2 separate regions of the Mus musculus genome follow, and region 2 is linked to region 1. A link is a loop called in an ENCODE intact Hi-C map of the cell type or tissue named here. Cell type or tissue: left cerebral cortex. All regions are shown on one strand.

Region 1 (5,000 bases):
TCAGAAATTTATGGGTAGGATTGCTTAGATGTATCAAGTGGGTAAAGGCACTTGCTGTGTAGACCTGGTGACCTGAGTTCAAAACCTTGAGCCCACATAAAGGTAGAAGGAAAGAACCGATTTCACACAGTTTTACTATGACCTCAAAGTATGTGCCGTGGTGTACCCTCACACACACACACACACACACACACACACACACACACTAAAAGTCAACACATTGTTTAAAACATGTTTAGATGTGTGTATACATTTTCAAAGTAGCACATAGATAATATATTTCCATGAATTGATTACTTAATGGGAATATCATAAAACATTAACATTAGTTTGTTAATGTATGTATACATAATACATGTCTGTGATTATGTAAAAGTATATGAGGCTTGCAGAGGTCACTGTCAGGTGTCTTCCTGTGTCACATCACCACCTTTTTGAGACAGGGCTCTGAACCAGCTTAAGTGGCTGGCTGCCAGGCCCAGGGACCCTCTTGTGCCCATCTGTCCAGTGCTGGGGTTACAAGCCTATGCCCCATACACCCAGGTTTTACATATCCAAGGTCCTGTCTTTGTGCTTTTTGGCAAACATTTTACCAAGTAGGGCATCTCTCTAGCCTCCAGATGGTATTGTTGTTTTTGTTGGGGGGGGGGGGGATAAGGTCTCTTTTTCTCACACAGAGATCCACTTGCCTCTCCCTCCCCAGTGTGGGGATTAAAGTTGTTCACCACTGGGCCAAGCTCCAGTTGTCATTCTTTTTTTTAAAAAAATTCTTTTTAAAGATTATTATTTTTTTATGTATGTGAGTACACTGTCGCTGTATGTAGACACACCAGAAGAGGGCAGCAGATCGCATTACAGATGGTTGTGAGCTCTTAACGGCTAAGCCATCTCTCTAGCTCCTTCCCCCCATTCCCTGTCCACCACCACCACCACCCCCACCCCATTGTCATTCTTAACATGAGGTTGGGGCCATGCACGTGGACAGTAAACCATAAAACACATTAGAAAAGCAGGCATCGCTTGCATGGCGCTCTGATTGGAGGCCCGGGTTCCTTGCCCAGTACTCTTGAGGCCTTGAGCTTCTGAATGTCCGGACTGGCGCTGGGGACCCACCAGCGGGACACTGGGAACACTCACCTGCAACCAAGTGTGCCTCAGTTAGAGCAGATGTTAGCCAAAGGCATGGAACTGAGTGGCCGAGAGCTGACTCAGCAGTTAAGAGCCAATCCTTTCCTCCCAGAGAACCTAAAGGTGGCTCCCAGCACTCATGACAAGTAGCCCACAACTGCCTGCCACTCCAGCGCAGGGACTCTAACGCCTCTGGCCTCCTCACGCACCTGAACTCATACACATACACACAGACCCACATCCATACACATACTTAAAAGTAAAATAATTCTTTAAAAAATAATTGAAGCTACCATTTGCTAGCTAGCCATCTCCTGTTGGAAAAGTTCTCAGAGAGCATCAAAATGGGAAAATGTCCTTTAGCAATCAGCACAGTCTCCTGTATATGAGCCGCTCAGGAATCTAAAAGGATTTTAGTTCTGGATTAACATTAATGATAATGAATTTAGATTGTGGAATTGGCATCATGCACACACATTTCACACTAACATGAAACTTCCATAAAAATAACACATGCTCTTGTATATCGATTTGTCCAAGCATTAATGCTTTCTGTTGGCTCTTAGCAAATGGTCTGACTTTATGTTTTAGAGTTTAATGTATAGGAGAGAGTTACAAACACAGCAAGGGTGATGAGAACCGTAGCAATAACTATAGCTAAAAGCTTGTGTTCAGGGTCTCTGATTTGCCGTGTGCTGTGTGCATTGCATTCATTGTTAATCCTTTGAGCAGCCCAGGTGCTTAGTAATTCACTTGCGTGAGGTCACCTGGTAGCAAAGACAGAACTTGAATTTCAACTGGGACACTGACTCATCTCTCGTGGGCTGATAATCCCTTCAGCGTCTTCCTCAGGTTATACCAGGCAGTCCTGGCCTTGGAAGTCATCGCCTGCATGTTCTGCTGTACTTTTTCCCCTCATTCCTTTATAATTTTTGGTGATTGAATTGCATCATCAGAAACACACGGATGCTAAAGAAGCCGGTGCTGCCGAGGCTCTCAGAGAGACCAGTGTGCGAAGCGGTACCCCGGCTACAAAAGACACAGCTCTCTGGCCTTACCAGCAGGGAAATGACCTTACAGTAAAATCAGATCGGCCAAGTATGGGTGCAAGGTGCAGATCTTCACCGTGGTCATGGGCAGGAACCGCTTTCTCTTGAACAGCTTTAACAAGGAGTAAGAGAAGACATGCGTCAGGACCCCCGATCTAGAGCTGAGGGCACCAGGATTATGACAGAGTTTCAGGAATAAAGGCAGATGGCATAATAGCCAAGTAAATAGATTCCTTCACTTTTCCTTATTCAGATACTCACCCAACATAGCCTCAGAAATAGCCGAGGGCTGTGTGGGAGGCCAAACTGAGAGGGAGCACCTGCATTCTCAAGGCTGAGGCTGAGGGGTTTTTTGTCACGGGTGCTGAGTTTTTTAAGAGGGTGTGGTGCATCTTTATTTAATGTGTGGGCATGTTGGCCTCGGGAAGACATTGAGCTACAAAAGGCAAGATGTTTTGTAACCCAGAAATGTAATTGTGAGTAGAATGATTCTGTCTGATGATGAAATGAGACCCAGCTAGTGTGCACACAGCTCTCGTCAGGGCCGTGCTTGCTGGCCTGCTTCTCTCAGAGGCTCCACTGGAGCGCGGCTCAGAGAGGCAGCCAGTTTGAACAGCCACAGATGCTACTAGCTAATGCAGCTGAGGGAACAGCCAGCCTTCAGTTCCAAGGAAGGAAGGGAGGAACTCGACTTGCTGGCGGTTTCCTCCGGAGCTGATGGGAGATAGTGGGATCCACCCTCATCCATAGGTGTGGGTAGCCACAGCCGTGTAGCAAGGAAGAACTTCAAAGTGGGGAAGGTGAGCCACACAGTTGCCTCGGGCTTGGGAGAGACAGACTTGGAATGGGAATTCCAATCTCGTAAAAAGTCGCTAAACATCTTTCGGGCGTCAGGCAGCCTTTGTAGCTATCGTTCTCAATTGGTCTGAACTGAGTTTGGCACATATAATTATTTTGGCATAACAAAATAGCCATTAACTATTACAGAGGATTTTTAGAATTAGTCATGGTGCTGAGGATGGGTTTCAGACCTCCTCCTGGACTCCTGGGTCTCTTTAAGGTGCTCTGCTTCCCTTGTAGATGGCGATTAGCATTTTAACCCAGACCACCACATCGGATGTCCCACATGCTGCACAGTAGTACTTCTGATCTCTTCTGTTTCAGCTGTGGTCAAGTATACACAACATAAAGTCGCTGTGTGTGATTTTGTGGGGTGGGGTGCACACATGAGCAGGAGCCAGAGGCCAATGTTAGCTGTCTTCCTCATTCTCGATTCATCTCATTGAGACTGGGTCTCTCACCAAACCTGAAACTCGACAATTCAGAAAGGGAATCGCTGTCTCTGCTCCAGGCTTTTATGTGTGTGCCAAAGATCTGAGCTTGTGTCCTCACACGCGTGCCACCTGAGCTATCTGTGACCTACCATTTTAGCCAGCTCAGTGTTCTATTCAAAAGGATTCGCATTTACAAGATTGTCTTATTATCCCCAGGCTCTGTTTCCAGAATTTTTCATCACCCCAGTAATGTTTTTAAGGAACCTTAATATAGCTCTATCAGGTCAGCCATTGGGGATTTTAGTAACACCTTCGTTTGCTTGCTTGCTTTATTAAGCATTAGCTATCACACTTTTTTTTAAGCAGATGGAAAGAAGCAGAAAAAAGTAAAATAAGCATTGAATCATGAGCTGGGTAATTAGCTTGTGATCGTAAGTTTTGTGGTAATAACCTAAATACTTAATCACAGAGCAGTGTCCTGGAATTCAGCTTGTGCAAAAATAATAAGCAGCCTCGTCCATCAACTCCTGAACTGGGAAGCAGGTTTTCAGACACCTGAGGCTGAGGGTTACTGTCACCAGTTACTAAGCATTTGCTGCACTAAACACGGTCTTATTTAATCTGTGTAACAGTCTAGCAAAGTAGGTGACCGTAAGCCAGTTAATCTCCAGCACCTTTGCCTTTCCTCAGATCGCTCCCAGCAGGATGGAGGCTTAGGGACACCAGGTGCCTGGTCCAGAGACCCTCATCCAGTTGACCATCCAATGCTTTCTTGTTGTTCACTCTACTGTCAGAACATTGCTTAGAGACCTCCAAAGTCCATTTAGGAAAGGAAGAATATTTTTTTCCTCTGCTCTCCTCTTCCATATGCTTCAAAAGAAAATACCTACACAAGTCAGAAGTGGAGAGTCAGACTGACATCTCGAGTTGCAGAATGCCACGAGAGGCCAGAGGAGTCCTCTTCAGCCCCTGCACGGCGCCTCTGTGGTTGCATGGTAGCCCCTGGGTTGGTTTTTATAACTGACCTCCTGGCCTGGGAGCAGAATAGGTCTTTTCCTTTTGGAGCTTGAGGCTCCTATCAGTTTCTCAGATTGCTGCTAACAACTCAAATACTCACTGGTCTGATGGAAGTTAATCAGCCATGAGTTGTAAGGGTGCAGTGAGTGGGCTACTTGTCCTGGTGCGCTTGTCCTGATCACTGGCGCTCCTGGTTTACCAGGCCATCGTCTGCCTGTCCTCCAGATACAGAGCTCCAGGGCCTTCTGTCTCCTGGGAATTCACACGCAACCCCCACCCCCCAACTCCCAAACACTCCAGCACTGCAAAGCCCACAAACAGAAAATGTCCCTGTCCTGGCTTTATATGCAAAGAACCAGTTTTAGGAGGACCCATGCCTGTGGAGACAACCCCACCCCATGTTTTCCTTAACTAAGCTTGGCCATCTCCCGCTACTCTGGCCACCATCTCCCTGCCTTCCCGGATCAACACCAGTGAGGTTCGTCTCAACTTTTTAAACCCACTATTTATATGAGGCAGTCTCAGAATTTTT
Region 2 (5,000 bases), 75 kb after region 1:
CATAGCTCATGGGTAAAGCACTTACCGTGCATGGAGTTCGATCCCTAGAACCCATGGTAGAAGGAGGGAACCGACACCTGCAAATTGTCCCCTGACACCCACATGTGCTTCTCAGTGCCATAACAACAAAACGTAACGTTGTAAAACCAACAAGCAAACTTTTCCTGGAAGGAAACAAGCTAGCTTCCTTCTCTCAAAGATCTCGACAGCAGATACCACATATCCCTCAGCTCTGCTCCCTTCTGACTGGATGGGCACAGGGAGAATGAAATTTAAACGGACGCATGGATGCTAAAGGCAGCTAGGTCTCACTCCTATATATTTATCCTGAAACAGGAGCATCACCATCATATCCTGGGTGGTCTTAAAGCACCCACAATAACACGAGTGTGTAAAAATACTGGCTCGGGAGACAAAGTCATCATGCTTTGGAAATCGTAGCCTCACACCAGGGCTGGGGCTGCTTCTGGTGGGAATAAGTTCCTTTCTGAATTCCAAATGAATCTATGCAATGGAGCCAAGTCAACTAAAAGTCAACCTAAAACATGGACTCACTGATCTAGATGCTCCATGTTTGCTAATAGGAAGCTGCTGGAGAAAAAATGTCTCTTGTTTGATCTTGTTGGCTTAAAAAAAAAACAAACAAAAAACAAACAAACAAATAAAAACAGAGTTTTGCTATGTAGCCCATGATATTGTGTAACTCACTATGTACCCTAGGCTGGCCTTGAACTTATGGTGATCTTCCTAAGTGTGTGCTATCTCATTTGGTAGTATCAAATTACTTATGAGAACTAAGTGTATTGTCTACCTGGAAAAAAATGAGCCTGTTAAAAGGAACTGTGGACTGCTTCTTTGAATGCACTAGTGAGATAACAGCAAAATTAGTTAAGCTCAGCACTTGGCTGCCACAAGCCCACGAGGGGGCCAGTGTGGGTGGAGGCCTCAGTCTCACAGATTAAGTAAGTATAATACCTGACGAGGAAGGACTTTTCAGAACCCAGAAGGGAGTCTTTTAAACAGGCTCAAAATGTTGGTTTTGTTTCTATTGTAGGGGGATATGGAAATGGTTTACATTCTAGAAATTCTTTTCCTAAATTTAGAATGTTCTAGTTAGATGTTCCTAAATTACCTGTGGACTGTAAGATAGCATATCTCAGAAATTAACTTTGTCACTATTAAGTTTTGCTGTGCAAGCTGAAAGTCACATCTTCTTCCTGGATTCATGTCATATAAAATTATGTCCTTCCTACAGTTATTTGGGTTGAAAGTTATCTTTATGTAGACGATGATAATTATCTGAGCTTTCTTTCCTTACTGCCATTTATGAGAGCTAGTTTGATGTCAACTTTACGCAAGCTAGAGTCATTTGAGAAGATGGACCCTAAACTGTGGAAATGTCCCACCCCATTGGCCTGTGGGCAAGCCTGTAGGACATTTTCTTAATAATGTGGAAAGGCCCGGATAACTGTGTACTGTGACTCCCCTGGGATGGTAGTTCTGTGTACTGTGACTCCCCTGGGATGGTAGTTCTGGGTTCTATAAGAAAGTAGGCTGAACAAGCAATGGGGAACAAGCCAGTAAGCAGCACCCCTCCAAGGTTCCTGCATCAGCCCCTGTCACCAGGTTTCTGCCCTGTTTGAGTTCCTGTCCTGACTTCCTTCAGCAATGAAGTGTCAGCTGAGAGTTGTTAAGCCAAAGTCAACCAACCCTCTCTTCCCCAAGCTGATTTTGATGATGATGGGTCTACCTTTCGTCCCCCACCCTCTCTCTATATATATACATATATGCGTGTGTGTATGTATATATATACACATATATATGTATACATATATATACATATGTATGTGTATACACACACACATATGTATACATATACATACATATATGCATGTATACATATATATATATACACATACATATATGTATACATATATATACATAAAATAATTACAACATTTCTCTCTCCTCTTTCCTCTCTCCAAATCTACCCATATACCCCTCCGCATCACCTTCAAATTTGTGATCTTTTTTCATTGTTATTACATGCACATATGTATTTGTATATACATATTTACTCCTACATATAACCTTTTTAGCCTATATAATGTTACTTGTATGTATGCTTTCAGGGCTGATTGTTTGGTACTGGCCAACCAACTGGAGTGCTCTGTCCTAAGAAAGGCCACCTCCTCTCCCCCTCCCAGGTCTCCTCAGCCACCTGGAGCTCTTTGTGTAGCATTGAGGCCTCATGGGCCTCCAGTTTGGCATGTCTGCAGGTGTCATCCTTTGCCTGCTTGGACAGTCACATTGCTGAGACTGTGGGTGTGGCTTCTTCTGTTACTAGGAGACACAGTTTCATAGAAAACTCCCTGATTCTCTGGCTCTTACGGTCTCTCTGACCCCTCTTCTGCAATGTTCCCTGAGCTATAGGTGCAGGAGTGTTTTGTAGGTGTTTTCATTTGTCACAGCAATAGGGACCCTAAGACACCATTTATATCAGAATATAAGATATGCTTGCAAACATGTTTTCTTGAGACAGGAGCTTGTGTAGGCTCCTTGTCAGGAAGCACTCACACCAAGCAGTCAGATTTAAGAAGACAAGGAAGGATGCGCATGCCCTTTGTGCTCCCATAACATGGGTCTGTTTGCTTTAAAAAAAAAAAAAAAGTCTTGAAACTTATTTTAAGACTCTTCTCTGGCTGGAGAGATGGCTCAGTGGCTAAAAGTACTGGCTGCTCTTCCAGAGGTCCTGAGTTCAATTGCCAGCAACCACATGGTGGCTCACAACCATCTGTAATGGGATCCAATGCCCTCTTCTGATGTGTCTGAAGACAGTGACAGTGTACTCATATACATAAAATGAATAAAATAAGTCTTTAAAAAAAACCTCTTCAGGGGCTGAAGAGATGGCTCAGTGGTTAAGAGCACTAACTGTTCTTCCAAAGGTCCAGAGTTCAAATCCCAGCAACCACATGGTGGCTCATAACCATCTGTAATGAGATCTGACGCCCTCTTCTGGTGCATCTGAAGACAGCTACAGGGTACTCACATATAATATATAAATAAATCTTTAAAAAAACAAAAAAAAACCCTCTTCTCATTATGTATACAAAATAATGTATAAGAAATAATAAAATATAGCTACCCCAGAAATTTCTCCCGCCCCAGATTTCAACATGGGAATGGAGTTTGGTCCCCTCCTGTCTAGCACAGGCCATTGCCTGGCTCATGTTGAAAGCCATTGCTGTCTTACCTGGAAGGCTGTGGGCATGGCTAGATTCAGGTTTTCCCTGTCTTCCCAGCCTCCTTGGCTTGGAGTCCTTTGAGCATCCTGAGCTAGCGTCTGCTCCCAGACTGTACCAGTGTCACCATGTCTAGGTGAGTCAGTAGATTCTGAAACATTCCCAGAAGACTCTAGAGCAGCTGTCCCAGCCAGATCCTGGCCGCCACTGGAATCCAGAGATGCTGCGCTTTCGTTTTCGGGATTGAGGGAATTGGTATCTTCTCCAGTGAGTTCAGGATAAGAGTCACAGAGAGAGCTGTCACCACCCAGAGGATTCTGCATCAGAGGCCAGGCATCAGAAAATTCAGCGCAGATGGAACGGGAAACAGACCCGAAGAAGGCTGGCATCGTGTCCCCCACAGAAGCCGGGTTTCTGAACACACATCCAAAAGGTTTGTCAGTATCACACAGTGATGAAAACCATTACTACAGAAGAGCATTTCAGCTATAATTTTAAGTCTGTGGCTGTAATACTAAGAATTCCAGTGCTAACTATTGTTTTAAATTTGCCTCAGTATGGCTACTAAAGTTTCTCCATTGACCTTAAAACTGATTTCTATACCTATTTCTAATTAATATAAGCATATCCAATGTCTAACACCTGCATCTTCTTAATCTTAATTGAGTTTTCGTGGTTGTTGTTTTAGAACAGTATGCCAACAGATTGTGATGAGTGAGCCTTTACTTTGAAATAATAGAAATCTCAGGAATATAAGCTGGGGAGAGAGCTGAGCTGTTAAGCCCATACATACACTGCTCCTAGGATCTGAGCTCAGTTCCCTGCATCTACACCAGGAGACTTAGAGCCACCTGTAACACCCTCTCCAGGGGAAACTGATCCTATTGGCCTCTGAGGGCACCTGTACTTGTGTACACATGCCCTCACACAGAAACACACACATATACTTTAAAATCTTAGAAAGATAGAGTGAATGGGGAGAAAGTGCCAGAAGGTGGTACTGGTTATCAGTGACCCCTGCGATCCCTGCAGGGGACTCTTTTAGGTTCAAAGAAGTCATTGGTAATGGTTAGGAGGCAGAATTCAATAGTTAACACAAAGCTGGTAAATCAGGATTCATGTTTGCAAACAGGAATATACATTGTTGACTAAAGGACAGTTACCTCTCCTGGAGGGTAGTGGGAGAACGCAGCCCACAGCCAAGCACAGCTCGGGCAGAGCTGCGGGCCTCTTCACAGCACAAGGACGGAATCAGGTGAACAGGCCCTGAGAAGGCAGAAGAGCGTGAGGCAGGGGGCTTTGTTTTTTTCCTGAACTTTCTTGTTCATTCCAGCTAAACCTTGCTCCCTTTGGAAAGGTCTGGGTGACTGGGTGCAGAAGGAGGAACCGCACACTGGTGTCCAGACTGAAGCAAGAGGACGGACAGATGACTTAACCCAACCTGGGCTGTACAATGAGACCATTCAGGAAGGGGGGACGGGGGACAAGGGTAAAGCATTCTCATTCCATGTGTATCATATGGACCAAGATGGTCCGTTCTGCAACATCACTAAGAGACACTGGGTGATTCCAAGAGGCCAGTACAGCCACCCTGGAATATGAGTGATGAAGTAGATAATAGTGCCCAAGAGATGACTTGATACTGTCATAGGTACTACACTCAGATGAACCAGAAACTCAAGACAATAGAGAGGGATGCTAGGCCAGACTGGCACCAGTGCTAAGTACCATTAGCCATGTGGAGTTTGTACGCTG

What was found. Hi-C counts contacts between places; a loop is a spot of excess contacts. Peaks named below come from ENCODE experiments on the same cell type or tissue, not always from the same donor. Only the 100,000 strongest peaks of a DNase experiment are listed, where the experiment ranks them.
Region 2: a loop joins it to region 1, with 2.2 times the contacts of the local background. A loop is called at or near these places in 1 of 42 quality-filtered maps.

What each region holds. Positions count from the first base shown.
Region 1 is chr14:60,892,880-60,897,879 of GRCm38, forward strand. All of the region lies in intron 18 of Mipep (mitochondrial intermediate peptidase), which reads left to right. Among named protein-coding and RNA genes, the nearest start is that of Mipep, 110 kb to the left of the region's middle. In left cerebral cortex, a CTCF peak has its summit at 828 (motif pointing right); DNase peaks (open chromatin) are centred at 2,219, 2,560 and 2,734; H3K27ac peaks cover 763 bases.
Region 2 is chr14:60,967,573-60,972,572 of GRCm38, forward strand. It overlaps Tnfrsf19 (tumor necrosis factor receptor superfamily, member 19), which reads right to left. Exons shown (of 10, transcript NM_013869.5): 8 at 4,409-4,511; 9 at 3,257-3,659. Among named protein-coding and RNA genes, the nearest start is that of Gm41167, 68 kb to the right of the region's middle. In left cerebral cortex, a CTCF peak has its summit at 3,027 (motif pointing left); a DNase peak (open chromatin) is centred at 1,002.